2 separate regions of the Homo sapiens genome follow, and region 1 is linked to region 2. Evidence: chromatin loops called from intact Hi-C (ENCODE). Cell type or tissue: OCI-LY7. All regions are shown on one strand. Region 1 overlaps MSI2 (musashi RNA binding protein 2). Region 2 has its middle 46 kb from the start of AKAP1.

Region 1 (2,500 bases), 270 kb after region 2:
AAAAGGCCTCCCCCATGGCCCTTTCTGGTATTGTCAGCTGGGGATGGATTCATTCTGGCTGGGTCTAAAGAATAGCCAAGTGTGTTGATGACTGTGTACGTTATAGCACTTCTCTCTTCCAGACTGATGTAAAGCAGTAAGGGGGATTTGTCCATCACCCAGCCCCACCCTGCCTAGGGAGAGGGATTGGAAATAATTAAATGAGACAGGTCCGGCTTGCATAATGGAAAGCTCTGGAGGGTGAGCCCTCTTTGCTATCTTTCTGCTTTTAAAACAAGTCCAGGGGTAGTGTTTGCAAACATGAAGTGGGATTTCTTTTTCGAGCCATAACCTGCCTTGGAATCTCATGGGCCTATTTGTGTCAGAAAAGTCGGTGCTGCCCAGATGGGCTTTTAGAGTATTCCAGACAGGCTTCTACTTGCCAACACATAGCACATCTCTGCACGTCCCCAACCCTTGGTTTCTTTCTGTCTCTCTCTCTCTCTTTCTTCCTTTCTGTATTTCTGTTTCTCTCTCTGTTGTTTTTCATTAACACTTATCATTGTGACCCAGTATGCCTCCAGTAAGACACACTGCAAGCTTTGGCCATGCCCACAGTGGCCACCATTGCTGCCCTTAGAACAGTTGTCCTTTTGTCTGAGAAGCAGTCACAAACCATCTTCCCTGGCATGGCACTCGCTGGGTCTGAAGCTGCCCAGTTAATTTTGCAGTAATGTTTGTGGACTCTGGCAGGATGTGCAGACTTATCAAGTGTTTTATTAAAAGACCAAAGAGGCTTTTGAATGTATCAAAGCCATAATGCTCTTCAATGCTCATATTTTAGTAGCTTTTTTTTCATACATAGGTTCTGTGCATTATTTGTGTCTGTCTGCAGAATGGCTTATTTCTCATTTGGCTGGTGGCTTGTGTTACTGTGTGTGTCCCCTTGGGCAGGACTCACCACCTCTCAGGATTCTGGCATAACTTATTTGAATCCAGAATGATCAAAGTCAGGGAGACTCTGCTGCTGGGCCTTGGGAGCACTACAATGATTAAATCCAGTGGTTGTGAAAGGAGGTAACAGGTAAATTGACAGACTGCCTCTCCCCTTCGGTACTTTATACTCTGGTTGAAGGAAACAGAATGAATGTGCACACACACACACACACACACACACACACACTTGCATGAAGTATATTCACACACATGTGTACACCCCCTGTGCACACACATTTCTAACTGTATGAAATTGTTTTTGACTCTCTTTAACCAACTGCAATTTAATGAGGTGTATGCGAGTGCAAAGTGTGGGATACTAGGCCAGGCCATTTACTCACATTATCTCATTTAATTTTTCTCTGGGGGGCTGGTAGTGGTATTCTCCATGTTGTAGACTGTTAAGTGGGGTCTTGATGGGATTGTCTCTTGGACTCAAGGTCACAGCTCTCCAGGAGGTAGAGCTGGGTGTGGACTCCCCCTCCAGGCTTGTCTGATAACAGCATCTGAACTCTGCACCCTGTGCCAACTGCTGATCAGTCCCCAAGATGGACTGACGATGGGCAAGATGCAAAGGACAGGAAGATATTGTGCCCTTCAGTGTGCCCCGGAGTGCTGGGGACCTGGACATTCATCACCTCATTTTACCTGTGCAGCAGATATTGGTATCCTCCAGTCTATTTGGCGAAGGTAGACAGTCAGGGCCAGGGAGGCTGAGTGTCAGCAGAGGTCACCCAGGTAAGACAGTGTAAGAGCCAGAATTCATACCCTACTTCCTTTTCCTCCAAGTCTAGAACTTTCCTTTCACAGCTTCCATGCAAGGTGTACCACTCTCTTTTTAGGTCTCCTTGCCGTCATTCCTCTCTCCTCTCCCTCATCCCATCCTGCCCGAGGTGGCAGCTTCTCCAACTGTTTATTTCAGGTGGCAATCAAGATGGGTAAGACTGCTATCAAGGGGCTGAGCTAAGGGAGTTTAAATATGTCATTACTGTAAGTGGAGTGGGTACAGAGTGACACACCGGGAGCTTTAAATAACTTAAATTGGAGGCTTGTAAACCCTTTTGTGTTTTTCTTCCACCTTCCTCCCAGAAAACACACCCCCTCTCCCCAAGGTTAGAGATGTTGTTACTTGTTTATATTTAAGATCAGGTCACGAAGCGTGGCCACTGGCATAAGGACTCTGCCAACTGAGGTTAACAGCTAACAGGTTGGCAGAATCCACACGTCACCATGAGCTACCCAGGGGTGAAGATGGCATTCCCACCCCTGGGTAGCTGTTCCGGGGTTGTCTGTCCTTGGAGAAGGGTAAGGCAGCAGATACTCCAGGGCTTCATGCTGGGCCTAACAGTGGACTGACCTCCCTGGGACAGCCTGATGGGTTGTTCCTTTGCTGGCCTCGGCTTCTCTTCTCAGGGAAGGGGTTGGAAAACTTAAAAAGGGCCAGATATTAAATATTTGCAGCTTTGCAATCCATGTAGTCCTTGTTGCAGCTACTCACTTCTGCTCTTGTAGGATGAAAGCAGCC
Region 2 (2,500 bases):
GAATTGAGAAGTGTTATAAATATAAAATATACACCTTATAAGAAAAATAATAATTACACATTGAAATATTATTTTGGACATTGCGGGTTAAATAAAACATAGTTACACTTTTTTTTTCTTTTTTTGAGACAGAGTCTCACTCTGTCACCCAGGCTGGAGTGCAGTGGCGCGATCTCAGCTCACTGCAAGCTCTACCTCCCGGGTTCACGCCATTCTCCTGCCTCAGCATCCTGAGTAGCTGGGACTACAAGTGCCCGCCACCACACCCGGCTAATTTTTTTTTTTTTTGTATTTTTAGTAGAGACGGAGTTTCACCGGTTACACTTGTTTTTTTAAAGGGTGGCTAGTGGACATGCTAAGATCACATGTGTGCCTCTTAGTCCTGTTGGACAGCATGGGGTGGAGGAACATCATTATAGGAGGTCATACCCTTTCAGACAGTGTTTCTCAAATGAGGGAGCTCAGGCCATTAGCCTCAGTTTACCTGGAGTGCTTGTTAAAAAAAGCAAAGTGCTGGGACCTGGACTCTACATTTTCAATAAGCCTCCCAGGCTAAACTCATGCCCACTGCTCCTATAACTAGGGACCATTTGATTTTACTCATAAACAGGCATGCTCCCTTGCTTTAGGTTGTGAATTGATGGAATCCTTGTTTCCTACGTTGACTTGGCTGCTAGGAAGTGTTCGGGACTAAGTTTTTGGTTAAGTTAGGGTTTAATTATTGTGTAATCTGGGTGGCTGTGTTGCTGTCTTCCAATGTCTTGCCTTAGGCTGGAAGTATCCCGAGGACAAATACCAAAGTCTATTTGCACAGTTGAAAGTTTCTCGCCTTAAAACAGCCGTCTTCCAGTCTCAGTTCTGTCGCTGTGGGACTTTGGGCAGGACACAGTCTGTAAAGATCCCATTCTCTTGTGGTTGTTCAGAGTATGAAAAGTGATCATTTATCTTCAATAAAACACTTACTTAAAAAAATAGAGATGATAAAGGTGAAGGCGCTTGGAGAGGGCTAGATTTCAGGGTTACTCAATGCACACAGCACAGATTGCTGCCACTGTGTCTTAGACCACTAGATGGCGCCACAGCACAAGCTACTGGAAGTGTCCTCCCCGCCTTCCACCTCCCCCCACCCCCACCCCGCACCCAGTAGTTAGAACAGCCGTCCTCCAAGCGATCTTATTATTAGAACTTAATAGAAACGCACATTCTCAGGTCCTCCCCCAGACCTCCTGAATCCAAACTCTTTTAACACACTGTCCTGATGCACACTTAAGTTTGAAAATCACGGTCCTAGAATCAGCCTCTGGGTAACTTGGGAAGAAGTGAGCAGGAAGCGGTGAAATAGAGGGTGGGCCGGCTGCAGGGGGTGAGGGTGGGTGTGCTGGAGCGGGTGAGGATGGGCCGGCTGGAGGGGGTGAGGGTGGGTGTGCTGGAGGGGGTGAGGATGGGCCGGCTGGAGGGGGTGAGGGTGGGTGTGCTGGAGGGGGTGAGGGTGGGTGTGCTGGAGGGGGTGAGGGTGGGTGTGTTGGAGGGGGTGAGGGTGGGTGTGTTGGAGGGGGTGAGGGTGGGTGTGTTGGAGGGGGTGAGGGTGGGCGTGCTGGAGGGGGTGAGGGTGGGTGTGCTGGAGCGGGTGAGGATGGGCCGGCTGGAGGGGGTGAGGGTGGGTGTGCTGGAGGGGGTGAGGATGGGCCGGCTGGAGGGGGTGAGGGTGGGCGTGCTGGAGCGGGTGAGGATGGGCCGGCTGGAGGGGGTGAGGGTGGGCGTGCTGGAGGGGGTGAGGGTGGGTGTGCTGGAGGGGGTGAGGGTGGGCGTGCTGGAGGGGGTGAGGGTGGGCGTGCTGGAGCGGGTGAGGATGGGCCGGCTGGAGGGGGTGAGGGTGGGTGTGCTGGAGCGGGTGAGGATGGGCCGGCTGGAGGGGGTGAGGGTGGGCGTGCTGGAGGGGGTGAGGGTGGGTGTGCTGGAGGGGGTGAGGGTGGGTGTGTTGGAGGGGGTGAGGGTGGGTGTGTTGGAGGGGGTGAGGGTGGGTGTGTTGGAGGGGGTGAGGGTGGGTGGGCTGGAGGGGGTGAGGGTGGGTGTGCTGGAGCGGGTGAGGATGGGCTGGCTGGAGGGGGTGAGGGTGGGCGTGCTGGAGGGGGTGAGGGTGGGCGTGCTGGAGGGGGTGAGGGTGGGTGTGTTGGAGGGGGTGAGGGTGGGTGTGCTGGAGGGGGTGAGGGTGGGTGTGCTGGAGGGGGTGAGGGTGGGTGTGTTGGAGGGGGTGAGGGTGGGTGTGTTGGAGGGGGTGAGGGTGGGCGGGCTGGAGGGGGTGAGGGTGGGTGTGCTGGAGCGGGTGAGGATGGGCTGGCTGGAGGGGGTGAGGGTGGGCGTGCTGGAGGGGGTGAGGGTGGGCGGGCTGGAGGGGGTGAGGGTGGGTGTGTTGGAGGGGGTGAGGGTGGGTGTGTTGGAGGGGGTGAGGGTGGGTGTGCTGGAGGGGGTGAGGGTGGGTGTGCTGCAGGGGGTGAGGGTG

Evidence for each region. Hi-C counts contacts between places; a loop is a spot of excess contacts. Peaks named below come from ENCODE experiments on the same cell type or tissue, not always from the same donor. Only the 100,000 strongest peaks of a DNase experiment are listed, where the experiment ranks them.
Region 1: it touches region 2 in a loop (5-fold over the local background); 3 of 110 quality-filtered maps call a loop at or near these places.

What each region holds. Positions count from the first base shown.
Region 1 is chr17:57,402,803-57,405,302 of GRCh38, forward strand. The region is part of intron 6 of MSI2 (musashi RNA binding protein 2); the gene reads left to right. Among named protein-coding and RNA genes, the nearest start is that of MSI2, 150 kb to the left of the region's middle. In OCI-LY7, CTCF peaks have their summits at 1,443 and 1,642; a DNase peak (open chromatin) is centred at 1,459; H3K27ac peaks cover 509 bases.
Region 2 is chr17:57,130,083-57,132,582 of GRCh38, forward strand. No RefSeq gene overlaps it. Among named protein-coding and RNA genes, the nearest start is that of AKAP1, 46 kb to the left of the region's middle. In OCI-LY7, CTCF peaks have their summits at 1,060 (motif pointing right) and 1,266; a DNase peak (open chromatin) is centred at 1,099; H3K4me3 peaks cover 287 bases.